Regions from separate parts of the Mus musculus genome. Here regions 1, 2, 3, 5, 6 and 7 are each linked to region 4. The links are chromatin loops, found by intact Hi-C in ENCODE. Cell type or tissue: gastrocnemius. All regions are shown on one strand. Region 1 overlaps Pth1r (parathyroid hormone 1 receptor). Region 2 holds the start of Mir8107 (microRNA 8107). Region 3 overlaps Tmie (transmembrane inner ear). Region 4 has its middle 16 kb from the start of Prss42. Region 5 has its middle 25 kb from the start of Gm35775. Region 6 has its middle 3.3 kb from the start of Ptpn23. Region 7 overlaps Klhl18 (kelch-like 18).

Region 1 (4,000 bases), 52 kb after region 4:
TGAGGCTCCATCCTGGGACATTCCACCATTCCCATACACCCCCCCCTGGGGGGGGGGTTACTAGACAAAGAATGCCAGTGGATGCTGGGTTACTGCTGGACAGACAGACAAGACAGCTTCAATTCTTTTCTCCTCCCTGCAAGGGGGCAGGTCCTAGCCATTGAGTTACCGTGGCTTCAAACTTTAAAAGGGAGGCTCTGGAAGGCAGATGCTCTCCCCGACTCCCCACATTCTCTCTGAAGGGATCACTTTTCGAAAGGGGGGAAATCCCTGGGGAGGTTGCATGAGTTTGGAACCAGCTGCCTCACCTGGAAGTGCTGCCTACAGTCTGACCTTTGGTTTGGCAGGTGGACGCAGACGATGTCTTTACCAAAGAGGAACAGATTTTCCTGCTGCACCGTGCCCAGGCGCAATGTGACAAGCTGCTCAAGGAAGTTCTGCACACAGCAGGTGGGGGTGGGGTCAGCATGTGAAAAGGGTGGGAGTCTAGGAAGCGGGGGACAATCGGGTGAAGGAGTTGGAGGCATTAACCTTGGGTGGGCTCAAGAAAGGGAGACCCAGCCAGAGTAAAGGCCTAAAAGAGATGGATCGGGCAAGGGTGAAGTCAACAGGCTCAGGCGATCCTTACCTTCCGGGACTCGGGAAAGTGCTGTCTGCCCACCGGAGCTCTCAGACCCAGGCATGGCCATGTGGGGGCTGGGGAGGGGGAGAGAGACAAGAGCCTTTGGAAAACTTGCTGAAAGATGTGTGGGTCTCCCTTTGCAGATGGAGAAGGCAGACAAAGCACGGGGTCCCAGTGGATTTAGATGGGGTTGGGCAAGCCAGGGACTTTGCTGAGGGCGCTGGTCCAAACAGGGTGGGCTGGGCCAACTTCCTTAAAGAGAAGATTAGCCATGCCATGCCTGGAAGGATGGGAAGCTCCTGCATAGAACCAGCATCCCTAGAACTAGATGGGACAGGGATGTGTGTGTCACTCAGCCGATAGCCTGGACAGAGGGCGTTGGACCGCGCGTGTGTGCGCGCACACACACACACAGCATCTCTAAGGGACCTTGGCCATGGGTAAGGAGGGCATCTCCCATCTTGGGTCTCCTCTCTGCCCCCTTCCGTGAGTCTCTTTCCTGGAAGCAGGTATGGGCTACATTGGCATTCATCCAGGCTTCTGAGGTCTGGCCAATCTCATCACCCTTGCTTACTGTCTGTCCTTCCAGAGCAGCTTTCTCTCTGGAGCTGGCTCTCGGGTTACTGGGGGCTGGGAGTAGAGCATACCCAGGACACAAGCAAATGGTGACAGATTCTCTATGAAGCAAGAGGACTTTGTTCACATTTGTAAAAACTTCCTCTGCAGACCAAGCTCCACCTATCCTGGCCCACCTGTCACACAGAGGGTAGGGACAGATGAACACCTCATATGATCCTAAATGGGGCCCTCTTCCTAGTTGTGGAACCCACAGTTTGGGTACATCTCTGGCTCCTCATCTATCACAGAACCCCTCCCTGAGCGAGAATGCTGTCAGTCATTGTCACCCCAGTCCCCATTGTCAGTCATTGTCAGTCATTGTCACCCCAGTACAGGTTGCCTGGACTCAGCTTCCCACGGACCCCAACGTAGGAGGGTGCCCAAGGTACCCCAGCTTGGGTTACAGCTGAAGTCACACAAGTCAGATAGTGAGGACTTTCTGGCTAAGGACAGAAGCCTCCAGTGTCTTTTCAAGGAGGACAGGTCAGGCCCCAGCTCAGGTGGTGTCTTCAGGGGCTCTTGTAGAAGCTGCAAGCCCCTGACCCGAGTATCTTCGGGCAGAGGGTGGAGAAGGTGGGCTCGTGTGTCCACTCCTAACACAATGCACTCTTTACTCCTGGCTGTGTCACCCACACAGCAGGCTAGCCCGACTTGGTTATCACCTTTACCTCCATCCACCTCTCCCAGTTTCTGCCATGCGCCCTCTGGCGGGCTGTTTCCTCCATCGAGGCTTTGCCTCCTGGCCTGCCATCCTTTCCACTTCCCAGGTGACCCCACCTCATATGTCAGTCACCCCCTTTGAACCTCTGCCAACCACATCTGTTTCCTGGTTGCTTCTCCACCTAGCAAACACCCCCGGGTCACTTGCTTGTCCTCCCTAATCTTCCAGCAGCCTGAGTGTCAGCATCCTTGATAGGATCAACTCATTGTAAAAAGGGGGAGCCGGTGAGGGGCCGGGCAGTAACCAGGGCTGTGGTTACAGCACAGCCGATGGCTAGAACCACCCCCATTTCTCCAGCCAACATAATGGAGTCAGACAAAGGGTGGACGCCAGCATCTACGTCAGGGAAGCCCAGGAAAGAGAAGGCACCGGGAAAGTTCTACCCCGAGTCTAAAGAGAACAAGGATGTGCCCACCGGCAGCAGGCGCCGAGGTATGTCTGTCCATCTTGTGCCCTACCCCTCCTTAGGCAGTCATTTGACCAGGCTCAGATCCACCTGTCTCCACCAATGTGAGTTCCTACAGAAAGTCAGAGACCACAGCTCCCTTCCCAGAAAAGCAGGCCAGGAGGCATCACGCATAGGGGTGGGGAGTCAGGTGAGTTGGGAGGCCTTGGCATACAAGAAAGTGTGCAGAACGGATGCACTGACTCCCCAGAGAAGGACCCAGAGCTGCAGGAAACCCGTGATCCACTGAGGTAAAGAGAGAGGACAGAGTCCTGAGAGACTAGTCAGGGAGAGATGTAGAGAGACAGAGAAGGGAACAAGACGCTCAACCCAGAAGTCTGGTATGTCAAAGGAAGTACAGAAAGACACATAGTGGGAAGACCCATAGACACAGCAAGAGATGAGGGCAGCCTCAGAAGGGTGGAGGCAGACAGTGGGACAAGGAGAGAAGAGGAGAGAGGGAAACAGGGTTGCCTCGGGGAGGTGAGGAGAGACAAACACAGAGCCCAAGCTGTGGCCACAAGGCCAGTTAGAGCCAGCAGGGTGGGCAGCAGATTCCAGATGGGCCACATCTGGGAGCCTGTGGTCACCCTGTGGCTCCCCAGGGACCAGAGGGAATTGTGGGCCTGGCCGGGTGGGGCTGGGAATATGGCGCCCAGGACAGAGAGCCTTTCACCGAGCTGGGCGGATCCAGCCCTCAAGGCTGCCTTCCAGGGAGGTTAGAGAGTCCTGTGGTCAAAGCCCTGCAGTAGGGGGGGGGGGGCTGTAAGCTGCTGTGGAATGCAATGATCTAGAGGCTGGGGACCCTCTGAGGTCACTTAGCATGGCTGTCAGGGCTCCAAAGTGAGACTGTCACTGTCCTTTGAAATTCAACATTAGCGCTCGGATTTAGAAGATGGTACACCTACTGAGTGGTCGGTCGTGGGTCTTCCAGGCAGGCCTGGATAGAAGGAGTCTAGGTTGATATCCGTCAACTTCCCAAGAGGAAATGGAAATGCAGAGAGCAGGGGACACCTGTGTGAGGTTAGCAGCGCTTTAGAAGTTCAGCTGGCACGGAGAACCAGACTTCCTTCTGTGGTCTCTAGGGAAGGGTCACGTAGGGAGCCTTCAAGCTGAGGGGAAATCTGAGAAAATGGTTCTTCTTCAAACTGGGGACAGGTGGATCCTTGTGAGTTCAAGGCCAGCCTGGTCTGTCTACAGAGTGAAACAATGTCTTTTTTTTTTTTTTTTTTTTTTTTTAAGTCTCCTCAGAGAGCAGGCCAGGCTGAGGCCTTGCGGCCAAGGCCTGCTTTGTGTAGCTTCAGCATGGCATCCACTGCTCTTGACCTTTTTCAGACCAGGTTGGGAATCGTATCAGTATTTCCATCACGGAGACTGCAGTAAATTCTCTGAAGCCATTGGGTTTAGGGAGTAAGGGGATGTGGGTAAAGGTTCAACATATTCTTTCTAGAATGCCCCAAACCTAATGTTTCCAGTCACAGGGCACACTGCCCCCATGGGAATCAAACCCCAAGTGTGTTCATGTCCCTGGGCCTTAGCTATGGACCTGACTCTGTGTTTTCTCTGGGCACAGGGCGTCCCTGTCTGCCAGAGT
Region 2 (4,000 bases), 150 kb after region 4:
AGCCTGTACTGCTCTGAAGTACATAGTTTGGGGAGTCATCATGAGCTGGATATAGGTGGAATCCCAGGCTTTGCTGGGCGGGACCTGACTGCTCTCCCAATCCTGACCCTGCAGCCTTTCTCCTCCTGCTGTATTGGTTCTGCTGGGCACCGCACAACGACAACCACCACAGGGCTTCCCGCGTCATCAGTCTCCACAGCCTTGGCTCACACTCACCCTTCCCTCACCCGCTCCCAGTCAGTCCCAGCCTCCACAGGCCTGGGCTGGGGGCCTGGACTGGGGACCCCTCTGCAGGAGGGCAGCGTCAGCTCTACCCTCGCAGGCACCCAGGACACTCGGTGGGGAAGCCCCACATCTCTGGAGGGTGAGCTGGGGGCTGTAGCCATCTTCCATGAAGCCCTGCAACCATCTGCCCTAAGGGTCCTGTGTAGCCTGGGTATGTAGCATCTGTTGTCGGTCATCCCCCTGCCTCTACCCCATTGTCCTGATTCCAGGGCATCAGATTTGCTAAGTGCTCAGGGGTACCCAGGGAAGATGGCACCCCTGGGAACCTGTCCTCTGGGCAGGCAGGGGAGGAGGCAAGCTATGGAGAGGGTTTGGCCAGAAGACCTAAGGTCTAAAGGTTTGGCCTTTTCTCTCCAGGGCCCAATGAGCCAGCACCCTTCAAGCCTGAGGGTGAACTACATGAGTTTGGCACCAAGTTGCTCCTCCATTATTCACCGCAGGTACTTATGGGTTAGGGAACCGTCAGTGCCTCCTGGCTCTGTCCTCTGGCTCCCACTTTCAATTTGTCTCTCCCTTCTCCATTTGATCCAGGCCTGTAAGAACAATATCTGTCTGGACCTGTCCCCTGGCCATGGGCTGGATGGCCGTCTGACAGGACATAGGGTGGAGACATGGGACGTGAAGGTACGTGCATCTATGTGTATAGTGTACACAGGGAGTGTCGGGAGCAGTGCTGGGCCCTGGCAGGGTTTGGGAGACCAGTTCGAGAGAGTCCAGGCTTAAGGCGAGACGCTGGTTGGGAACTGTCCTCTCATTCACCACTGGCCCCCTGTCCCAGGATGTGGTGAACTGCGTAGGGGGCATGGGTGTTCTGCTGCCCTTGCTGGAGCGAGTGGCTGTGCAGCCCCAGGAGGCCGAGGCCGGCCCGTGTGAAACACACGACCTCGTAGGACCTGAGCTGACCTCAGGCCGCAACACTCAGGGCCTGCTTCTCCCCCTGGGCAAGTCCTCAGGTGAGTGACCTTCACTCCTGGACTCGGGGTGGGGGTGGGGAGAAAGTCTTGGTATGGTGCTTGGGATTGTGCTTGAGGTAGTGGCTTCTGGCACACCCTTGACCAACCTCTGCCCTCTTCCTGGTGGCCGCAGAGGACCGGATGGAGAGGAACGCAGTGGCTGCCTTTCTCCTGATGCTTCGGAACTTCCTGCAGAACCACACCGTGAATCAGGAGAGCCTGGTGCAGTGCCAGGGTCCTGCCATCATAGGGGCTCTCCTGCGCAAGGTGAGGCATGGTGCGCGGTTGGAGAGAGAGACAGGGGAGGCCTTCTGGACGGTGGGGCCTAAGTGAACAGGCAGGAAGGTGGCTCAGGTGATGGCAGCAGAAGAAGTTGGGCCGTAGCCCTGCCTGCCTGGAGGTTGTATTTCAGAGATGGCAGCGGCCCTGAAAAGCTGTGAGCAGGGATGATTCTTCATGCCTGCCGCTGGGAAAACTGGAAACTAGTGGCTGGGACAGCAGGCAGACAGAACCTGACATCTCAGCCCTCTGTTTCCCTCAGGTCCCCAGTTCGGCCATGGATATGAATGTGCTCATGTCTGCCCAGCTGCTGATGGAGCAGGCGGCTGCTGATGGCGGTGGGCCCCTCCTCTACCTGCTCTATCAGCACCTGCTCTTCAACTTTCACCTCTGGACCCTCAGTGACTTCGCTGTGCGCCTGGGTAGGTGAGGGGCTTGGGAAAGAGGCCTGGGTACAGGGCAGGCAGGGCGAGAAGCCACAGCCTCCCTCTATAATCTGAGAGGACATAGAGGGCAGAGCCCTGCCCTGGAGGGCGTGAAGAAGCTTTCTGCTGATGTCCACCCAGGTCACATCCAGTACATGTCTAGCATGGTCCGTGAGCACAGACAGAAACTTCGGAAGAAGTACGGAGTTCAGTTCCTCCTCGATGCTCTGCGCACGCACTACAGGTTAGGCTGGCGGGCCCTGGCGGATGTTGGAGGTCCGGCTCAGCAGAGATTGGTTTGGGGACAGGATGACGTTCTGCCCCAGCTTACCTGCCTGTTTCCCCATCCCACCCCACCCCGATTTTACCTCTCCTACTCGCTGGCTATGCTTGTCGGACCTGCCAGCCCGCAGCGCGAGCGCCCCCTAGCGGCAGACGACCTGCGTACAGTACAGACTTCCCTTTTGGGTCTGGTGCGTGAGTTCTTGGTTAGGAACTTCTCGGTGGAAGACATGCAGGTTGTATTGAACTTTTTGGCAGCTACCGGTGACGATGGCCAGGTAGGCTGGAGGTTGGGGAGGGTGAGGCTTGGGTGAGAGGTGTCTAGGCCAGCTGGGGAACCCATCCTAGGGTGACATTCCATGTATCCTCAGGTGGTGGGCACCCTGGAGCTGTTGCTAACCCTGCTTCAGGGTTCTCCAGTGCAAGACCCCTTGGCCGCCTTCCTGCTGGAGCTGGGGAACCTTGAGGTGCTGCTCGCACTGCTGGTGCGGCCAAAGTCAACGCCCCTTTTGACCGACAGGGTCTGCAAGGTATGCCCAGCCCCCTCCTGACCTTTTAATCCCATTTACTGAGGCCGCCGGCTAGAAGCTAAGGAAACTTTAAAGCCACTTTCACAGGCCTCTTCTGGAGCCACACACCCGTGCAGTGGCCCCTCCTATGTTAAGTCCTCTGTGATGACAGCCCCTTGGTCTCCCTCACACAGATCTTGCGAAGACTGCAGCAGAATGAGCGGTTACCCGAGCGGAACCGCCAGAGGATACGGCTGCACGACTGTGGTCTCCAGGGTCTTGTTGCTAGCTTGTCGGAAGAGAGCATCTCTCCCCAGCTCTGCCAGGGCCTTTATAAGCTGTTTGTAGGGACAGGTATGACCTGGCTGGGACCAAGAGGCAGATCAGACGGAGGAGATCAGAATGCCTGCCCAGCATGCACAAGGCCTTGGATTTAATCCCCGACACAGAAAAATAAAACACACACACACACACACACACACACACAAAGGACAGGTGCAGTAGAGGGAGCAGTAGCATCTGTCAGGATAGGGCTGGTGGGAAGAGGGAGTGTTCACATGGGGACAGGATTGAGGTAGTCCCCTCTACTGTGTCAGTCCCTCAGGTTGTATCTCCAGACTGCCTGAATCTCTCAGATTTGTTGGCTGTTGTACAGCTGTCCCTCCAGGCTGACCTCAGTGTCCGCCTAGACATCTGCCGTCAGGTAAGAGAAAACGTGTGGGAGATAAAAGGGTGGCTTCTGCTCCCTGGAGCTCCTTTTGCCTTTCTGGGGTGGGGCACCTTTGTAGGTCCCTGCTGTTAAGACCTTGGGATGGGGATCTAGGGAAGCAGTCAGATGACCTCTTATTTGTTGTCCCCTGGTTTGGCAGCTCTTTTACCTCATCTACGGACAGCCAGACGTCGTTCGGCTGCTGGCCCGACAAGCTGGCTGGCAGGATGTGCTGACGCGGCTGTATGTCCTCGAGGCTGCCACAGACAGTAGTCCCCCACGCTTCCTCCCAGAGCTGCCGATCTCTTCAGAGCTGGCCCTATCTCCGCCGCCCACTGAGTTGCCCGCTGACTCTTCTGACGTCTTCCTGCCTTCAGAGTCCCCTTGCCCTGACCAGGATGCTTTCTACCAGGCCCTCTCCCCGTTCAGTACACCCTTTGACCTGGGTTTGGAACGGGCCAGCATTGGCTCGGGCAATACCGCTGGTGGCGGCAGCAGCAATGGGACTGTTACTCCGGCCAGCCAGCCTGGCACACCCTCCCCGCTGGATGGGCCACG
Region 3 (4,000 bases), 89 kb before region 4:
CTGGTGAGTCTGAGGGCAACACCCCGTGATACAGATACCTGTACCCCTGTGTAGTGTGTCCCTTCTGCAACTGACCAGTGCTGTGGAAGAGGCTGCTTGAGTCACGTATCGGTCCCCTGTAAGGGGAGCCAGGCTGGCTTGGGCCCCAAGGGGCAGGCTCGGGCCTCTCACCAACTGCCCTGAGGCCCCTGCACAGAGCAAAGGCTGCAGCCACAGGCTAGTCAGTTCTGAGGCAGGGAGTCTCCCCGCTCGGAGGAGTTCATCTTCTCCCCGGCATAGGAGAGGAAATCGCATTTGGAGGCCATCTGCCTACCACTCATGCAAGGCCTTTCTTCTAGGAAGCATGGAAGTACAGGCAGGGCTGGGATCCGTGTCTCCTCTCCGTCCTGCTCTGCAGGGTGGGTACCTCTCTACCAGGCTGTGCCTCTGAAGGACACAGGACCTCCAAGTTTCAGAATTTCTACCTTTATGAGGCCTACCTTAAGATGCCTGGTTGCCCGTCACCCTCCACCAAGAGCCTGGTCAGGATCTTCCAGTTAGTCAGTCAGTCAGTCAGTCAGGCCAAAACACCAGGCCTGTGAGACGGGGAGCAGCCACTGCCAGGCTCCCAACTCTGATGCTGCAATCAGGAACCTAACCACATATACATTGCTCCAACCACACATATGCCCTCTGCCCATATATGTGTGCCCACAGGGCCACACATGCCATGTATCCACCCACTTCTCTGCCCTCTCGGGGGTTTCCCAATCCACCAAGAGATAATGCTGATTTAGTCATACATTATCGCCAGTTTTGCTGTCAGATTGGAGGGTCCCCAGAAGCAGCTGGCACTACCCTACTCCAATTACAGGAAGAAAAACTGAGGTTCAAGCCGGGCGCGGTGGTACACGCCTTTAATCCCAGCACTCGGGAAGCAGAGGCAGGCAGATTTCTGAGTTCGAGGCCAGCCTGGTCTTACAGAGTGAGTTCCAGGACAGCCAGGGCTACACAGAGAAACCCTGTCTCGGGAAAAACAAAACAAAACAAAACAAAACAAAACAAAAAACCTGAGGTTCAGAGTAAAGAAGAGAGGTTCCCACACTAGTCCCTCTTAGTGAACAGAAAAGAGCTTAGACGTCACATACCGGTCTATGTCTCAGTGAGTCTGGGTTGCCTGGCATAGGTCGCCCTCCCTATGGGTGGTGGTTGTTAGATGAGGAGGTACCTGGCTTCTGGAAGGTGCCTATCTATGTATATAGACTGCAGTGGGGCTGTGGGAACGGGAGAGAGGTTGAGAAACAGGTGGCTTTGCTTTCTCAGATAGCCACAAGGGACGCTTCCAGCCCATCCTTACTGATCATTTAGGAGATGACATATTATTGCACAAATGCCCGGTCTCACCCTTTTTCTTGTCCCTTAGCCAAACTTTCTGACAGAGACAGGATTATATCTATTTCTAGTCAGAACTAGCCTCTCTCATATTCTCCCATAAGGCACGGCCACATTCCCATAGACACCCAGGACAGAGTCACATAACCTTGAAACACTCAGGACTGGCTGAGAATGAAACTAAGTTGGTAGAGTGTTTGCCCAGCACACACAAAACCCCAGGTTCAATCCCCAGCGCAGCATCTATAAAAAACAAACACACCCAGGGAAAAGCCACAGCTCAAAACCACCCAGGTCAGTGATGTATTTATTCCCTTTGCTTTCTAGAAACGCAAGGCAGGTTGCTATCTTTTAATACCCTGTCCCCTTAGACCTGATGCTTCGTTGTGCCTCCTAAAAGCACACAGAGCTTGTCTCTTTTAGCCGCAGTTACATGGTATAGCCACCTGGTGGCGCTACATTACTATTTTTCTCGGCTTATCCTGGCAGGCCTAGGTGGCATGATGAGTGAATGAGGCAGGAGCCAGTGTGTGGACACCTGCATGAGGAGAGTCTTACCCATGTAGTCCAGGCGTAGGGCTCTATTGGGAGACGAGAGCAAAACCAGTCTACCAGGCAGCACACCTGGCTCATGAAACAGGCCTTGCCTTGTCTCTGGCCTTGGTCCTGAGACCCCATCCGCGCTGACTAGGACAGACTGTCCACACTTGCTTCTTTGAGCCTTGTTTCCCCAAGCATCAACCACCCTTCGAGTCCAAGTCCCTGGTGACACGGTCTGGGACTCTGATCAGTGCTCTTATTCTGAATCTTGGATTTTTTTTTGAGGTCTAGGGTGTTGGTTGTGAATGTCTGAAACCTTTTGGGGATTCTAAAATGTGTGGGCTGAGTCTTTGCTGACCCCATCCCAGCCTGCTAGCCTGGGCCTGGCTCACTCTGTTCTCTCTTGACCCACAGCCCAGCACCGCACCGCCAAAGCCCAAGCCGCCCCCACTGACCAAGGAGACTGTGGTGTTCTGGGACATGCGCCTGTGGCACGTGGTGGGCATCTTTTCGCTCTTCGTGTTGTCCATCAGTGAGTAGCTGTGCCCTGCCCTCTCCACCCCACCACAGGAGGAACACAGCCCTTCTAGCATCCCTGGCCCCTACCGTATGCCTTGGGTTCAGAGCTGCAATTCTGGGCAGTTCAAATAGGCTAAGCACGCACAAGAGGCCCACCGTGGTCTCTGGCACCTCCTCAGTCACACAAAGTCCCTGTGGAGGGCTGACGGGCCAGCGGTGACCCAAAGATTTCTGCTGGGCCCAGGGAAGCAGCCACATGGCAATTATGTTAATTATAGGGGACTCCAACTGAATCCAGGACATGTCATCTTTCCTATGGCTGGCTTCCTGATGCTTTTCTTGCACTTTGGCCAATTCAGGGAGCCCACACCCAGGGGCCCCAGCAAGGCCAGCCTCCACCAGAGGCTCCCCAGACGCCGAGCAGAGGCGGCTTCCAGACCCTGAGCCCTACCTCTTCAACTGCCATTTTCCAGAAATGATTCATACCTACTTTTCAAAGCAGGGGTCCATTTCTCTCCTCCAGTCTGGACTCTTACTGATGTAATGGGATTGGTATGGATCCCTCGCCCCTCTCCCATTGTGGAGTTGGTCAGTGACGACAAATTGAATGAAAAGCAGACCAGGTGGGATACCAGGGCACAGAGCAAGAGCAAGGAGGGGGAGCAAAGAGAAAAGATAGCCATCCACTTACAACAGACCATAGAGGAGTGGTCTTCTGAGCTGTGGACCAGAGGGAGGCTGGCTGGGAAGTGTCTCCAGAGGGGACAGTTATGGGCAGAAGCTAGGCGGAAGTTGGCCTCTATGCCAGGTCTCAGATAAAACCTATGGGACATCACCAAAATGTACCCAAAATGGAGGCTAAAGTGACATTTGAGTTCTGGTGGCAGTTTTCCCAAGAGATGGCCTAGACTGCTGAATGGTCACAGAGAAGCCATCCAGATGTGAGAGGCTCTCAAGACGTCTGATTCGTACAGGCGTCTCCTGGCACCCGAAGTGTTCTCTAGAGAGAATACTCACTCCTCCCACATCTGGGGAACTAGCTGGTTGCATCCCCAGCTAAGACCTAGAGAGGAGGCAGCTCAGTGATTGCCCCCCAAAAAGGTGTGCCTGTAGCCAGAGCCATGGTATCCTGAGGGAGACCACTCTTGTTATCAAGAGGCAGAGTTGAGGGACAGTTGCCCTAAGGAGCCCCAGAGCAGTGAAGGGAACACGTCTGGGGTACCCCCACCCCCCAGAGTAACAGCTAGGAACCTGAAGCCTCTCCCAGGCCCTGCTCTCAGAGACTGGTGGAGGGGCCTGGGGCCACACCAGAAACTCGCAGAGTCAAACGTGGAGGTCATTCCTCCACCCCTAACTGCATTCCCTAGAGTGGGACAGGCCAGGGATGCAGGTCAGCCGTGGCACCTTCCATAGCATAGCTTCTGGGGGTGATGGCGGGGGAGCTATCTTCTCTGCTTCCCAGGCTGCCTGGACTCAGGCAGGTGTTAGTGGAGCATTGCCCCACCCCCAGTTCCCTCAGGGATGAGGACTAGGGGTGAGTCAAGTTCCCCTGGGGGTCGCCATAATTCCC
Region 4 (4,000 bases):
GAACCACAAACTCTTTTAAGAGCCAAGGCTGTGTCCTGTGACTGGGTTCCCCTGACTCTTACAGCTCTTCAGCACCAGCTCCTGCCTCTGGGCCTGTGCACTGACCTTTTGACCCCAGTCATGCATGCAATTTGTTTCCTCTTCTGGGCCTGAGCCATAATCTGCAAATTTCTTCTGTAAACGGTCAGATAGTATGTTAGCCTTTGTGGGCAAAGGAACAAAATTCAGGCTAAAATGTTTGGTTGTTACACACAATGGAGGGGGAAAAAAGAAACCCTATCCTCTCCAAAATATTTTTCTGATTATATTTAAAATATCTGAGCTGTGGTGTTGTGTTGTGTTGTGCTGTGTTTGGCCTCCAGGACTGCTAAGAAAAAGAATGAAATTTTTCAAAGGGGATAACATCGAAGTGTTCTCTACCATTCAATTAATTACAAATGTTCTATTAAATCATTTCAGCTAAGTGGCAGTCGGGTCAGGTCCATTCTAATGTAGCCTCTAATGTGAGTCCTTCCTCTGGCACCCTCAAAATCTGTGTTCCTTGAGGGGCTCATCCCAATACTAGGGAGGCTGAGGCAGGTGGACCTTAAGGCTAGTCTGGGTTACAGAAGGAGACCCTGTCTTTACATAGCCAGGCTTGATGGCACAGGCTCACATCTCATTGATCAGGGGCTGGAGGCAGAACAGTTATGGTGAGTTCAGGGCCCAGACTGGTCTCCATAGCAAGATTCCATACCCCCCAAAATATCAAAAGGAGTGAAACGGTGTCCAAGCGCACCCTTTCCCTCCCGATTCCCCTAGCCCCTCTAATTCTCCCTGTAGTCCTTCACACAATCTGATATATGTGTCTATCTCATATATAATTTGTGTATATGTATGTGTGCGTGCATGTAGTGCCCTCAGAGGCCAGGACTCTGGAGTTGGCATTACAGGAGGTGGTGAGCCACCCAATTTGGGTGCTGTGAACCAAATTCATGTCCTCCGGAAGAGCAACAACCACCTCTCCAGAAGGACTATAAATTCTTAAACTCCTGTGTAGACTAGCTGCCCTTTGACCATAAGTCCCCTACCCACCCATAAACTATGTAGTGCGTGTTGTCTCGTCTGCTTTGCTCATTGCTGTAGTCCCAACACCTGCTGCCCTGCACACCCTGTCTCTTTGCTCCTTCTCTGGCCCAGCGTTCCATTCGTTCCTCACCTCACTGGCCGGGTGTCCCGTTCTGGCTCTCACTCACTTTGTCCACCCTCTCGGGAGAGGCTTCTGGATCCGCTCCCTTATTCCTCACAGCGTTTCACAGTCCCCCTGGATCTCTATCTAGTATACCTTGGTCCTGACGGGGACCCTTCATCTAAACTAACAATTCTTCCCAGCCCTCCTCTCCCTGCTCTCCGTCTTGCCTAAGTGCCCCTCCTCCAGAAAGCCTGCCCTCCCTTCTCCCTAGCCTTTAGGGTCCCACAGTATCTTATGCTGATCTTTCATTGCTTAAGCACTTGGTCATTTGGGTCACCCTGTTGCCGTTACCTGTTAACAGGCAGATGACAATCTCGACCCAAGTCCCTCCTCTCTCCCTCATCCTGCTCATGCTCCTAGGCCTGTCTCTGGTCCCCTCTTGCTGCCTGCTTGAATATTCTGGAGGTCCACTCTCTCCACGTTTGGTCCCTCTAATCCCCACAAGTCCCATCCTGCTGCAGAGGGAGTGGTTGGCGAGAGGATAAAGCAATTTGCCAGGATCACACATAAAGCGGGATTTGAACGCGGAGCCCAGACGGAGGAACAGGGGCTCCTGGCTCAGGTTACACACAGACACAAACAAGATTTTTGGATGAGCGGGCAGCAGGGCCCAGATGAGTAGCCAGAGCTCCGCCTCCTGGCCAAGGTCTCTGAAAAGCCAGGCGTCAGGAGCTCACCCGGGAGCCGGCTCCCAACCCCTGGCATGCAGCCAGCCGTCATCCCCATGAGGTCAGCCAGGGCCGGCGATTTCGGGGAAATACCAGCTGCTTATTAAAAACAGGCGGTGGTCAGGCCCCCGCTGCTTTCCCAGTAGAAACCCGGGTGTTTGTGCCAAGAGGAGCAAGAGCGGCCAGGGCAGGACCGGGACCGCCAGGCGCGGGGAGAGCTGCAGGATCCGATCGGACGGCCTGTGAACATGAGGGGTCGGTCACCCGCACCCAGAGACTCAGCCGGGCAGCTAAGGGTCGTGACCCGGAGCGGATGGAACTAAGGCAGCCAGGCGACCGGCCTAGATGAAAAGCGGAGATGCCACCCGGCCCTCGGTGCGGATTGCATGGCCACAGCCGGCCAGGAGCACGATGCCCTGCAGGGGGCGCCAGAGGCCCGCGCTCGCCGCATCTGGAGCTGGTTAGGGCTGCGCTGCTTGGCGGGCGGCGGCGTGAGCTCATCCCGGCCGGCCCCGCCTGCGGTTTCCCAGCCGCTGCAAAGCGGACTCCACACAGAAGCGCCGAGAGCCCAGGGAGCTCGGCGCTGCAGCGGCTGCCCCGGGCTGTGGGTGTTGAGCGGGAGAAACTGCAGTGTTGTGTCCCTAGCGCTCGCCCCGTTACACTGAGAGCCTTGAGAGCCAGTTACCAGCAAGTGTCGCTGCTGTCCACCGTGAGTCATTGGGGTGTGAAACTGGGATGTGTCTCACCGAGGAAGCAACGCGCGCGTGATATGATAAGCTGCACCCCTCCCCAGAAGCACTTTCTCCTGGTTTTATTGGAAAAAGCAGCCAGGAGCATAGAAAAGATAGATTATCTAATTCAATTACCAGCCTTAAGCCTGTGCCCCTGAATGAATGGCAAAAGGTCCAGGTCAGTCGAGGTGTCCCACAATGCCTACCTAGGACCTACCTCCATATTCAGTCAGGACTCATACATAATCTTATTCACCGCTTCTTCTGGCCTTCCTGTAACCCCCCAAAATTCTGCGTTTCAGAATATGACGCTAGGATCGTGGAAATGACGCACCTGCAATTGGATTCTCTCACACAAAAGGGAAACACTCCCGTTCTAGGGGTCTGAGTTGGAGACGCCAACAGGCAGAGTACAAAATGGTAATCGCCTGAGGTCCCTAACCCTGCCGGGGGACCAGGAACCACTAAATTGAAAGTTGCTGAGCCTTGTACCTTAAGGGGGTCTGGGCTGCTTGCAGAGGGTCCTGGAGGTTGCTGCTCAGCACATGAAGGTTGTCAGGCTCCAGGAATCTCATGACCAGAAGTCATGACAGAGGGATGAGAGCGAGGGGTTGGGCTGGTGCCTGTGAGCATCCAGGGCTCTCCTCACCCCGCAACTGACCATCACCGTCCTCACTGGCCCCAGCTTCTCCATGTGCACTAGCAACACTGGTCCATCAGGTCCCCACATGTGACACTCACGGGCCACCCTGCTCTGACTCACCATGGGCTACACAGACTATAAAGGAGTGACCAGCCACAGTGCACATAGGGGTCTCGAGTACGTAAGACGCTGGTACAAGTTGGATGAGGGATTTTTAAAAAAAAAAAACAAAAAACAAAAAAAAAATCAGGAATGGCTATGGTTTGCATAACCAGAACTTCCAAATTACTTAGCAAAACAAGTTTGCTTTTTAATTAACATGTGTTTTAAAAAATGGTTTTAATTAAAGTGGATGTAGGAGAGAGGAGATGATGGAGAGAATATCCTAGCAGTTCCAAGTCTCTGCCCAGACATTTTAAAAAATAATGTGGAGCCAGGTGGTGGTGGCGCACACCTTTAATCCCAGCACTTGGGAGGCAGAAGCAGGCAGATTTCTGAGTTCAAGGCCAGCATGGTCTACAGAGTGAGTTCCAAGACAGCCAAGGATACACAGTGAGACTCTATCTTTTAAAATGATAACAATAATAAAAATAAAATAAAAGATAAATTAAAACTTGGAGCCCCAGTTGGAGCTGGGGGCGGGGGACAGGGGGGCTGTGAAGAGAGAATCCTGGAGAACCCCAGAACAGCATTGTCCTCTCTACTCTTCTTACAAGAATTTACCCTT
Region 5 (4,000 bases), 65 kb after region 4:
AGGCCCTTTCCCAGAATCCTGCTGCTAGTCACGTGATGCACTTGTCCCTCCAAGTCAACTTGACCCAGACTCTACCGCATTTGTGAATCAAAGGGTGATGTTGGTGTGGTTCACCCAGTGCTTTCTGTTTTTTGGTTTTTGTTTTGTTTTGTTTTTAAGATTTATTTATTTATATGAGTACACTGTTGCTGTCTTCAGACACACCAGAAGACGGCATCAGGCACATTACAGATGGTTGTGAGCCACCATGTGGTTTCTGGGAATTGAACTCAGGACCTCTGGAGGAACAGTCAGTGCTCTTAAACACTGAGCCATCTCTCCAGCCACACACAGTGGTTCTTGTCCCCAAAGGCCATGCTCCTATATACTACGTGCCCCAGTAAGATCACCTACATCACTAAGACAGAAGGGTGCACTGTGCATGCATTTGTGTGTGTGTGTGTGAACTTGTATATTTACTTGTGCTTGTGTCTGCTTGTGGTTCTGTTGGCATGTATACCTGTGTCTGTCTGTCTGTGTGCCAGTGTATATTTATATCATGTTTGTATGTCTGTATGTCTTTGCACATATCGGTCTTTTCGTGCATCTGAGAGACTGTGTGTCAGTGTCTATTTTTGTTTGTATGTATCTGTGTACGTGTGACCTGTGTGTGTGTGTGTGTGTGTGTGTGTGTGTGTGTGTGTGTGTACCCGTGGTCTGCGAATGCCGCCTGTGGGTGGAATTTGGCTCTTAGACATGTTTGGTTTGGCTCTCCCAGTATTTTCAACATCTTGAGCCAACATTTAAAAATCAGGATATTTCACATAAAAATTCAGCTTTCCAGCTTCTCTTAAAAATTCAGAAGCTCTGGAAGCCTTAGACCAGGATTCCCATGAGGCCACTCTCCTCCTAAGCTGCACAGGGCCAGCCTCCTTCAGCCTCCTTAGCCTCTTTTGCCTCGATCCTCTTGACCACCATTACCTTGAGGGTGACTGGGTTTGGGACCCAGAGTGTGTGGTCACTTCTAGATGTTAGCCTTTTGGGGAGTGTGTGCATGAGAGTGCATACGTGCACATCATAAAACTACATGTATGTACTTCTCTGTCTGAGGCACATCTGAATGCTTGCATACGCATCAATGCTTGTGTATGCACATGTATGAAGCCAGCATGTGTGGGGAGTATATGTAAGGCTATGCGTGTACATGTGTGTGTGCGTGAAGGGGGGCATATTCATAGCCATGTGGAGTGTGTGGGCCATTGTGGTCTGGCATGCTCTGAACAGGGGCCTCTTCCGGCCTTTGAGGGAGAATCGGATTCCCGGCTTCTGGCTGGGCTGCCCTGTGGGATTTATTTCTGTCTCAGTGCCCACTGGAGGCCTGAGTAATGGGAACATTTAAAGAAAACCAGAAATACATACGGAAGAGGCAGGCGGGCTAGGAAACTCAGCTCGGATACTCTGCCTGGTCCACAGCTGCAGGAGCCCAAGGCCAGATCTGAGTCTAGGACAAAATAGCCTGGGATCCAGCATGTCTTTCCACACTGTGCATTGCATAGTTCTGCCGACTCGGAGGCTTTTGGTGGGCAAGCTCAATACCTCACCGGATTAACAGTAAGCAGGGTGTTCAGGGCAAGGAGAGAGAGAGAGGATGCTACCTCTGCCTGTGTCAGGCTTGCAGGAGGTCCACATCTCTAGGTCTCTCACACACACACACACACACACACACACACACACACACACACACACACCACGCATGCAATGCATGCAGTCCACTCCCCAGCTCAAAGAGGAACAAGACTCGTAAGCCTGGCAGGACTAAATTTGTGCTTGGGTTAGGACACTTGAAGACTCTACCCAGATGGCTCCCTGGGACCGCCTGGGACCAGCTCTCCCCAGGACATGGTCACACCATTGTCCTGGGTTCAGATCACCTGAATCCCACTCTGGATCATGTCTGAAGGCCTATGTACCAGGGCACACGGGCCCATGGGAAAGGGAGGAGTCTTCATGTGGTGGAGATTCAGGCTATGTTGGAGGCTGTAGAGAGAGCAGGCAGTGCTGAACGATGCTTTAGCCTACCAGTCTGTGTCTCCTGCTGCCACCCAGTGGCCATATAAGAACAGAGGGAATTATGGGCCCTAACACAAGTGGTCTCAGCCTTGCTCTCTTCTTGGCTGAGGGGCTTCTTGGAAAGGTGGTCTTTTGTTTTTATAATTTAAAAGCGTGTGTTTGTGTGTGTGTGTGTGTGTGTGTGTGTGTGAGAGAGAGAGAGAGAGAGAGCTCACAAGCATAGATGTCAGGGGACAACTCTGTGGAGTCAGTTTTTCTGGACTCCAACACAGGATGTCTGGGCTACACAGCAAGGACTTTTACCCCCTGAGCCATCTCCCAGCCCTTGCTCACACTTAAACCTGTAATGTACCTTTGTATATATCTGGATGTTTGTGGATTGTGACACTCTCATGCCATTCCTGGTTCTTCTGTCTTCTGTCAGGCTTGCTCAGCAGTCAACATTACCAATCCTTCCAACAGATGCCAGTTTGCCATTTCTCTCTCCCACATCCCTGGGCAAGCATTGCTTGCTGCCTTCCTTTCAGTAATGGGCTAGGTGCTGGGCTTAAATCACCCTAACCCCCTAGGATTTTTATGCCCTTCCAGCTTGTGGCAGCCCTGATACATCAATGGCCGGCTACAAGTGAGAGTGAGTGTGGAGGATGAGACGGAGGTGAACGCACCATGAAAAGGTAAGGCAGGGAATTGGTGGAAGACACACAAGAAACTCATATCCCTAATGGCTTTAGGTGTGTGCACATTAGCTATCGTGATCCTATGAAATTCCTGGCCCCACACCTGGTGTGCACATGTAACCATTCACCAGGACACTAAGGGTCAGAGTAAATACGCACACCTTTCCAAAATGGTCTCAGTGTCTGCCACCACACTGTGCAAACCTTCCTGATCCCCACGCCCAGCACAGCAGTGTAGCTGAGAACACGTGTCTGAGTCTCCATTGCACTGAGGTTACTCCAGCTGTCTCTGCTGCTTTTTGCCAATCCTGTGCTCACCGGAGATCTGCTAGTCCCTATTTTCCATCTGGGGTTAGGCTGTTCTCTTTTGAGAGAATCTCCCTATAGCACAGGCTGGCCTCAACTTCCTGCCTCAATCTAAGATCTGGGATTACAGGTGTGTAACACCACTTTGAGCTGATTTTCAGGGTTTCTAATCAGTTCTTACATCTAATTCTTGTTGTGTCAAGAGGGATAGCTACTCTTATTTCTCTGAGAATAAAACAGACATTCATTTTAGGGCTATTGGTTCAGTTTCCTTGGCTATGTAGCTCCCTTTGCTCACAACCATCTGGAACTACAGTTCCAGGGGATCTGATGCCCTCTTCTGGCCTCCATGGGCACCAGGCAGAGATCTGGTTACATACACTCAGGCAAAATACATGAAATTAATGAATTCCAGCCTACCCACGGCTAGGTTATGTGTTGGGCACTGGACCTTAAGAGATCCATTTGTGTGTATGTGCCTCCTAACCCCCATGCCCTTGCAAGCTCAGGTGTCAGGACAAGGAGTAGGAGGACCAACTCCACAGTAAGGCTTCTGGGAAGGGAACTTGGGTCATCAGGTTTGGTGGCAAGTGACTTTACCCTCTGAGCATCTTCCTGTGTGTCTCTCCTCCCTGTTGTGCGACACCATCTCACACAGTTTACATTAGCCTTGTACTCACTATGTAGTTAGGGATGACAATGAATGGATCCTCTTGCATCTGTCATCTGCCTGCATCTTGCTTCACGTGGTGAGTGGCAGGGACTGAATCCAGGTCTTTGTGCACATTGAGCAAACACTCTAACAACCAGGTACACATCCCCTTTTCCCCCTAAGATGAGGCCTCACTGTGTAGCCCAGGCAGTTTTTGAACTCCTTCCTCAGACTCCCAAGGATGTCCAAACATACCTGGCAAAGCACTACAATTTTTCACTTTTATGAATCTTTTTTTTTTCCTTTGAAGACAGGA
Region 6 (4,000 bases), 370 kb after region 4:
CAAAAAAAAAAAAAAAAAAAAAAGAACCTGGATGATGGCTTGGAAAGGAAGCAATGCAAGGTGGGTGTCCCTGCCCCGGCTCCTGCCCGGGTCCCTGCCCCGGTCCCTGCCCCAGATCCTGCCCTAGCTCCTGCCCCCGCCCTGGCCCCCGCCCTAGCCCCCGGCCCTGCCTCAGCCTTGCTCCAGCTCTTGCCCCAACTCCAGCCCCGACTCCGGCCCCAGCCCCGGCCCCTGTTCTGCTTTGCCAAGTCTGAGACTAAGAGAGTCAGGACAGTCTAACTTTGTCCTCACCCCGCCCCGCCCCCTTTCTTCTCCTGTGCCTGGGCTCTCACAATCTTAGGATGTTTTGGGAGAACACTTTCCTCTTCTCTGCCTCATTCCCTGCTCTGTAAAGATTCAGGATTTTGAGCCAAGGGAGGCATCAGGGAGAAAACACAAAGCTTCCTGTTTGGGGTGGTTTGGAACATTTCCAGAGCTCACAGACAAGTAGGAAGAGAATTCTGGGCCAAGGAATCCTTGTGCCAATTTGATCTGTGAGGTGGTGGTGCATGCCTTTTGATTACAGCTCTCGAGAGGCAGAAGCAGGTGGATCTCTGTGAGTTTGAGGCCAGCTTGGTCTACAGAGCAAGTTCTAGGACAGCCAGAGCGACACAGAGACATTGTCGCCATAACAAACAAACAAACAAACAAACGTAAACAAGTTTAATTTAGCTGTACAGTGAAAGTAACTCTTTTAAAAAAAGATTTATTTATGTATATGAGTACACTGTAGCTGTACTGATGGTTGTGAGCCACTATGTGGTTGCTGGGATTTGAATTCAGGAGAGCAGTCAGTGCTCTTAACTGCTGAGCCATCTCTCCAGCCCAAAGTAACTCATTCTTGACAAGGACTGTTGTTATTAACTGGATCATAGTCACCAATCTGAAATGGCTTTTCAGTGTAGTTTGGTTTGCATTTCTCTGGTTACTGATGAGATGGGTCATCTTTCACATATTTTTGACTGTCCACATAAGTTTCTATCCACATTGTATATATTCTCTCTCTCTCTTTCTCTCTCTCTCTCTCTCTCTGTGTGTGTGTGTGTCTGTGCCTCTCTCTCTGTGTTTCCCTTCCTTTTCCTCCACCTCTTTCTCTTCCTCTTCTCCTAACAACAGTTTCTTTTGAGATAGGGTTTCCTAAGTAGCCCAAGCTGGCCTCAAACCTCAGCCTTCCAAATGATGAGTCTCTGCTTTGTGTCATATCTTGGGCTCATTTTTTTAAAATGTCGTCTTTCTTTCTTTCTTTCTTTCTTTTTTTTTTTTTTTTTTTTTTTTGAGACAGGGTTTCTCTGTATAGCCCTGGCTGTCCTGGAACTCACTTTGTAGACCAGGCTGGCCTCGAACTCAGAAATCCGCCTGCCTCTGCCTCTCGAGTTCTGGGATTAAAGGTGTGCGCCACCACTGCCCGGCAAATGTCGTCTTTCTTGAGGGCAGAGATGTTCACCTGTTTCGTTCAACAGCACCTAAAACATTTTGTGGGATCCTGGTGTGTGTGTGTGGGGGGGGGGGCAAGTAAAGTAGGCTGAATAAATGACCCACCTCCATCCTGGACTCTTACATTCACTTGCTGGGGGCAGTTTGGGTGGTCAACTCCCAAAACCCAGACACAAGTTTCCACATTGGTAACAGGAGGAAGGCTTTCAGTGTGTCTTTAAGGGGCCATGCAGCTTACTGGAAGGAAAGGTCCTGAGAGGACAAGCTGACCTGGCTTAATGTGGTGTTTGCTGCCCCCTGGTGATGGGACTGACTCTTCCCTTGAACCATGGGAGCCTATGTTACCTCTAACTTCCTGCTTTGCTGGGGAAATGGGTAAGTGGGAGGGGAGGATGAGATGGGGCATCCCTTCTACCCCTTCACCTTCCCCGGCCCATCCCACCACCGGCATCAGCATTTGACATCTATGATGGATCTTTTGCTCTCTGACACTTTCATACCAATTACTGTAACTGAGCGTTGAGCTCAGGGCTTCACGTTTGCTAGGGAAGTATGCTACACTTGGGCCTCGTTCCCAGCCTTAAATTCCTGCTAGCTGGCTCATCTAGTCTATTGTACTCTGTTATAGCAACTGTATAGATACCCCAGAACTCACATCTGTGTTTGCAGTAATTTGACTTGAGAAGTACCATTTGGGGCTGGGAATGAATCCACTGGGAATTTATCCATTCTACAGAGGAGAGGGGGGCTAGAGATGGGGCTCAGTGGTGAGAGTGCTTGCCTAACACACAACACACTAGGTTCAAGCTCTGGCACTGCCAAATAAGTAGTGAGGCTCAGGGGAGGGCAGCCAATAGGGATAGGATGCTCAAGATGCAGAGGCGGCTACTTGGCTGTTCTGAATCCTAGAGCTTTCCCTGCAGTGCCACCCTCTGGAATGCCCCTTTGTTACATGGTCTGTCTACAAGAATTAAGACTTCCAAAAAAGAAGAAAAAGAAGAAGAAGGAGGAGGAGGAGGAGGAGGAGGAGAAGAAGAAGAAAGAAGAAAGAAAGAAGAAGAAGAAGAAGAAGAAGAAGAAGAAGAAGAAGAAGAAGAAGAAGAAGAAGAAGAAGAAGGAAGAAGAAGAAGAAGAAGAAGAAGAAGAAGAAGAAGAAGAAAGAAGAAGAAAGAAGAAGAAGAAAGAAGAAGAAGAAGAAGAAGAAGAAGAAGAAAGAAGAAGAAAGAAGAAGAAGAAGAAAGAAAAGTAAAAAAATTAAAGAAAGAACAACAAAAACAAAAACAAAAACAAAAAAAACCCACAAAACAACAAAAAACAAAAACCAAGACTTCCTACTACCCCCTACCCCCTCCCTGTTCTAGCTCACATTGATCCCTTCCTGGCCTCATTTTTGGGATCTAAGCTGTTGCTTCTCTTTGCTCAGCAGGGCTTCCCCTCAGCTGGGACTCACCTGTTGTTCCTGAGTTTTGCAGAAATGGTGTCTGTAATGTTGGTATAGGGGCAGGTTCTAAAGAAGCCCAAGCTGGCCTGGAACTTAATACATAGTCTAGGTGGGGCTTGCCTTCTCACTTGGGGGTCACTTCTCACATGCTGTGATTAAATGAGTGTGCTACCCCCCCCCCCCCCCCGGATAGCTTAGTGAAAGATCTTGTGCGCGCGCACACACACCTTAGTCTTGCAGTAAAGCATATCTAATGTAATCCTTACAATTTTAACCATTTGAAGGCGACAGCTTTTAGGTACACTAGCTATTGTACCACCCCTCCCCCCACCATCCATCTTCAGAGGGTTATAATTCATAATGAAACTCTTCCCACAAACAACTCCTTTTGTTCTCAAATCAATTGCCGTGACAAAAATACCTCAAAATTAAAAGGCATTTTGCCTCATAGCTTCAAGGGTTATCGTAGGGAGGACCTTGATGGCCGAGTTCGCCTCAGAGCATCCAGAAAGCAGAGACACAGAACGGACAGCTGCACTAGCTGGCTTCCGACTCTCAAAAATTAGCTTTATCGTGTCTCTGCATAATGAATTGGGGGGGGGGCACACACAGGCCGTGGTGTACAACTCTGTCCAGCCAGTTTTCAATCCTCCTATCTTTAGGTTGATTCCCAAGATTGTTCCCGTGTTTGTGTGGCAACACCTTAGCTTCCAAATCATCCCCCCAGCTTAACATACTCTTTAAACTTCATTTTTTTGTGTTTTGTTTTGTTTTTTTAAAGACAAGGTTTCTCTGTGTAGCCCTGGCTGTCCTGGAACTCACTCTGTAGACCAGGCTGGCCTCGAACTCAGAAATCCACCTGCCTCTGCCTCCCAAGTGCTGGGATTAAAGGCATGCGCCACCACCGCCTGGCTAAACTTCATTTTAAAAATTATTGTATGTGTATAGGAGTTTTGCTTGGCACATATGTATGTCTGTGTACCACATGTGTGCAGTGCCCACAGAACCCAGAAGAAGACTAAAGGTCTGGAACTGGAGTTATAGACTGCTGGGAACTGCCATGTAGATGCTGAAAATCAAAGCCAG
Region 7 (4,000 bases), 330 kb after region 4:
ATGACAGGAACATGTAGGCAGCAGGAAGAGAGAGACACTGGGACTGGCTTGAGTGTTTGAAACCCCAAAGCCCATCGATATTGACACACTTACTCCAACAAGGCCACACCTCCTAGTCCCTCTCAAGTAGTGCCACTCCCTGATGACCAAGCACTCAAATAGCTGAGCCTTTGGGGCCATTCTTATTCAGACCACCGTAGATTGTCATGTCAGTTCAGTTAGGACGGAGTGACCGGTGGGCCAAGACTCATCTCTGAAGAGCTTCTCGTGCTTCTCCTCTTCCTTCTAGTGCCCTGGAGGCTCTCATCAACTTTGCTTATAATGGCAACCTTGCTATCGACCAGCAGAATGTGCAGTCCCTGCTGATGGGGGCAAGCTTCCTGCAGCTGCAGAGCATCAAAGATGCTTGCTGCACGTTCCTCCGAGAAAGGTGAGCGAAGCAGGTGGTGGGTGCCGTGCTCTGTCCTGAAACCCCTGCCACCTTGCTGAGTTAATGGTGTGTCTGCAGTGTTTTGAACAACGAGCTGGGAGTTACTCTGTAAAGATGGCATTTCTTGGGATCAGCACTGTGCAGGACCCAACTGTTTGGCCATTTACATACACTGTTGTGGCATGGCATAGACTCTTTGTGACCATCCCTTTTCAATCTGACCAGCAGTTCATTTAGCTAATTTATCCCCCCTTTTTTGTTGTTAGTTTTAAATTTATTTTTTTGAGAATTTCTAATGTGTTCTGTATTTACATCATTTCCATCCATCCCTCTCCTCTGTGCTCCCCAGCTCCCTCTCCTCTGTGCTCCCCAGCTCCCTCTCCTCTGTGCTCCCCGGCTCCCTCTCCTCTGTGCTCCCCGGCTCCCTCTCCTCTGTGCTCCCCGGCTCCCTCTCCTCTGTGCTCCCCGGCTCCCTCTCCTCTGTGCTCCCCGGCTCCCTCTCCTCTGTGCTCCCCGGCTCCCTCTCCTCTGTGCTCCCCAGCTCCCTCTCCTCTGTGCTCCCCGGCTCCCTCTCCTCTGTGCTCCCCGGCTCCCTCTCCTCTGTGCTCCCCAAGACCCTCTTAAATAATGACTTCTTTTTCTTTTATCATTTTGTGTGTGTGTGTGTGTGTGCACATTTAAATACAGTCTGTTGTATCCATTTAGCATTGCTCATAACTTAGCTAACTTCTCAACAAACTAACATTGATTTATTTGGCACTGTTTGCTTTTTTTATTTATTTGTTTATTTATTTATTCGAACTGTTCCATAGCCATCTCCATGTTTGTTTAGATCCTTAACCCACATGAGTCCCTTTTTATACGCAGCTCAATCAGATCCCACCTTTATGTCTGTCCACTGGAGGCCGTCGTTGTGAGGTCGTTTAGGGTGATGACCGCGGATTATACTCCTACTGTTTCTGCTTCCTGGCAAGGGGTTTCCTGGGTTCTTCTGTGATCTTTTAGCTGATCAGATAAGCTCTTCCTTCCCTTCAGGGGACAGTGCTCTGTCATAAGCTAAAGGCCATTTAATCACCAGAGATTTGGAGGTGAGCTTTAGGCTGGGCCATACACAGGCATGGAAGAAGCAGAAGAGCTCCCGTGTGCATTTGATGTTCTTCCAAGTCCAGTCTCCATGCTTAGCCTGATGATCAACGTGCCTTCCACCTGAGCCCTGTGCTCAAGAACATCATCCTCTCAGAGCTGACCTCCCCTTCCCACCCCACTCCACCAGTCCTGCCCACTGAGAGTGTGTGTGGCCCCTGGAGGGTCTCCACATCCTACCTATTTGATGCCCGTGGGCATCACTGAGCACTGTCATGTGCACACTGACACACAACTGTGGCAGTGATGCCTCAAATGTAGAGGTGCACCTCAGCTAGCTGCAGGGCAAATGGTTTCACCTTGAGGCCATGTGTTGCAGGTGGAAACCTTGCAGCTCCAGGACCAGCCTTGTCCCTGCCTTAGGACACTCTCTAGAGGAGGCTGGAGGGATACAAGCACACACACACACTCGCGCACGCGCACACACACACACACACACACACACACACACACACAAACGGATAATGACTTGCAGATGCAATGGGTGCTGCCAGTTGCTATTCTTTACACTTTCATCAGAGGACAACAGTGCCACCTAGGGGCTTTTGAGGTTATCGCTGCAACACCAGACGTTATCTGTCATAAGGCATTTTCTCTTCTAGATGCTGAGCCGCTGGACAAGGTGGCACACATCCTTAGTCCCAGCATCCAGGAGCAGGTGGGGCTGGATGAGGCCAACTTGGTCTACATATCACCTCTAGGTACATATGTAGTAGATTCTGAGGGATCCAATTCCCCAGCTCTCCTGTTTCCCTCCAGGCTACATAGACCCTCACTCAAACAACAACAAAGCCCAGCAGTTCCTTTTCTGTTTTAGATAGGTCTGCAATAGCGCAGCACGATACCCTGACAGTCTCCTTACGTGCAAAACTGAGCTGTCAGTGAAGCGGACGGCTGTGGAAGGAGCTAGTGAAAGACACAGGTCTCTGCTTCCTTCCTACCTCTATCCTGAGTGGGTGTCTCGCCTGTGAGGCCACTCTCTGCCATTCCCATCTGCGGCCTCGCAGGTTGCCTTCCCGTACTCCTTCCTGTGGGGTGGAGTAGCACAGCTCACTCAGGAAGGCACGACCAGTGCTCCATGTTATATCAAGCTGACCAAAGTACATGCAGCGGTCCTAACCTTTGGAGAGAGTGGGGAGGGGAGCAGAAGGCGCGAGCTCACCCTTGCCCCATCATCTGTGGGCTCCATTCAGCTCCCGGTGTGTGCGGTTGGGTGGATGGGCCCCAAGTGAGGCACCCGCTGTGGGAGCTCAGCTATCCTCATTGCCTTACACCAGCTTAACGTCTCTTAAGCGACACTTCTCCTCAGCTCAGCCCCCTGCTCCTTGCTGTCTAGTCTCGGCTGCTCCACGGGGATTTTGTTTCCTTGGCCTCAGAGAACCCACTGAGGAGCCAGATGTTGTCACTTGTGACTGTCATCGAAGCACTCGTGAGGCTGAAGCAAAAGCATGCCTCAAGTTTGAGGCCACTTCTTAGACCACATAGAGAGTTCCAGGGCAACCAAGACTCTAGAGGGGAACAGGAAAGCTGGGTAATTGGATCCCTCAGAGTCTACTCTGTCACAAAGACTGCAGAATCCTGCTCGGTTTGTTTGAGAGTAAGAAAGCAAATATAATAGGAACTTTAATAGCATCCAGCTTCATGCCAGGCACTGTGCTGAGTGCTTTTGCCTACATTCATTTTGTTTGTTCCATGCATGTGTGTGTCTGTGTGTGTGTGTGTGTGTGTGCCTGTGTGTTTCGTGTCCGTGCATGCATGTGTGTGTTTACATGAGTGCACACGTGCTATGTTGTACATCTGGAGATCAGAGGATAGCCACTGTGTGGGTCCCAGGGATTGAGCTGAGGTTCTTGTCAGGCTTTGCAACAGGCTCCTTCATCTACTATCTCACTGGTCTGAAAATGCTACTTTTAAATTTTACTTTTAATTTTATCTTCTGGTGTGTGCTTGTTGATGTTACTTATTTATTTGGAGAGGGGCATGCATGCCACACAAATGAATGGAGGTCAGAGAACAGCTTTCAGGGGTGTATGGAATCTCATTTCATATCGTTGAGGCAGGGTCCCTCTTGTTTCTGCTGCTGCTAAGAACTGAGTCTAGAACCCACTACAAAGCCCCATGTAGTGGTACACATTGGACATCCCAGCATGCCCACTGTGGGACTGGAGGCAGAGAAGAGAGACATGAAGGACATGGGCCAGCTTGCATGGAGTTCTGCTGTTGTTCCTAGGGTTTTGAACTCTTAGATCATGGAGCCTCCCTCTGCCTAAAAAAATGTGTAATGGTCCCTGAATAAAGGTGACTCTTCCATGCCTTTGGTGCCTTCCTAGTGCCTAAGAGGTGGACTCGTGCCCTGGATACTCAGAAAGCGCAGCATCTGGCTTGGTGACAAGGCATCCCAGTGTGTTCTCGCTGTCTTCTCATGTG

The links. Peaks named below come from ENCODE experiments on the same cell type or tissue, not always from the same donor. Only the 100,000 strongest peaks of a DNase experiment are listed, where the experiment ranks them.
Region 1: it touches region 4 in a loop (5-fold over the local background); 27 of 42 quality-filtered maps call a loop at or near these places.
Region 2: a loop joins it to region 4, with 2.9 times the contacts of the local background. A loop is called at or near these places in 15 of 42 quality-filtered maps.
Region 3: a loop joins it to region 4, with 9 times the contacts of the local background. A loop is called at or near these places in 22 of 42 quality-filtered maps.
Region 5: a loop joins it to region 4, with 7 times the contacts of the local background. A loop is called at or near these places in 27 of 42 quality-filtered maps.
Region 6: it touches region 4 in a loop (12-fold over the local background); 16 of 42 quality-filtered maps call a loop at or near these places.
Region 7: a loop joins it to region 4, with 7 times the contacts of the local background. A loop is called at or near these places in 5 of 42 quality-filtered maps.

What each region holds. Positions count from the first base shown.
Region 1 is chr9:110,727,988-110,731,987 of GRCm38, reverse strand. It overlaps Pth1r (parathyroid hormone 1 receptor), which reads left to right. Exons shown (of 14, transcript NM_001083936.1): 2 at 348-450; 3 at 2,259-2,393; 4 at 3,980-4,000. Among named protein-coding and RNA genes, the nearest start is that of Gm35775, 12 kb to the left of the region's middle. In gastrocnemius, a CTCF peak has its summit at 1,952 (motif pointing left); DNase peaks (open chromatin) are centred at 841, 1,133 and 1,953.
Region 2 is chr9:110,633,800-110,637,799 of GRCm38, reverse strand. It overlaps Nbeal2 (neurobeachin-like 2), which reads left to right. Exons shown (of 54, transcript NM_183276.2): 16 at 115-436; 17 at 643-725; 18 at 817-909; 19 at 1,064-1,238; 20 at 1,372-1,505; 21 at 1,780-1,939; 22 at 2,084-2,186; 23 at 2,349-2,502; 24 at 2,596-2,754; 25 at 2,928-3,087; 26 at 3,330-3,436; 27 at 3,603-4,000. It overlaps Mir8107 (microRNA 8107), which reads left to right and starts at 1,685; the gene lies at 1,685-1,801. In gastrocnemius, a CTCF peak has its summit at 2,382 (motif pointing left); DNase peaks (open chromatin) are centred at 1,468, 2,366, 2,667 and 3,878.
Region 3 is chr9:110,869,074-110,873,073 of GRCm38, reverse strand. Tmie (transmembrane inner ear) reads left to right here. Exons shown (of 6, transcript NM_146260.3): 4 at 2,326-2,443. Among named protein-coding and RNA genes, the nearest start is that of Tmie, 9.0 kb to the left of the region's middle. In gastrocnemius, a CTCF peak has its summit at 1,814 (motif pointing right); a DNase peak (open chromatin) is centred at 1,843.
Region 4 is chr9:110,779,918-110,783,917 of GRCm38, reverse strand. No RefSeq gene overlaps it. Among named protein-coding and RNA genes, the nearest start is that of Prss42, 16 kb to the left of the region's middle. In gastrocnemius, a CTCF peak has its summit at 2,331 (motif pointing right); DNase peaks (open chromatin) are centred at 1,954 and 2,317; H3K4me3 peaks cover 1,433 bases; H3K27ac peaks cover 1,421 bases.
Region 5 is chr9:110,714,992-110,718,991 of GRCm38, reverse strand. No RefSeq gene overlaps it. Among named protein-coding and RNA genes, the nearest start is that of Gm35775, 25 kb to the left of the region's middle. In gastrocnemius, CTCF peaks have their summits at 2,079 (motif pointing left) and 3,371 (motif pointing left); DNase peaks (open chromatin) are centred at 2,062 and 3,376.
Region 6 is chr9:110,409,473-110,413,472 of GRCm38, reverse strand. No RefSeq gene overlaps it. Among named protein-coding and RNA genes, the nearest start is that of Ptpn23, 3.3 kb to the right of the region's middle. In gastrocnemius, a CTCF peak has its summit at 1,784 (motif pointing left); DNase peaks (open chromatin) are centred at 293 and 1,767; H3K27ac peaks cover 245 bases.
Region 7 is chr9:110,447,150-110,451,149 of GRCm38, reverse strand. Klhl18 (kelch-like 18) reads left to right here. Exons shown (of 10, transcript NM_177771.5): 3 at 290-430. Among named protein-coding and RNA genes, the nearest start is that of Klhl18, 28 kb to the left of the region's middle. In gastrocnemius, a CTCF peak has its summit at 2,110 (motif pointing left); a DNase peak (open chromatin) is centred at 2,085.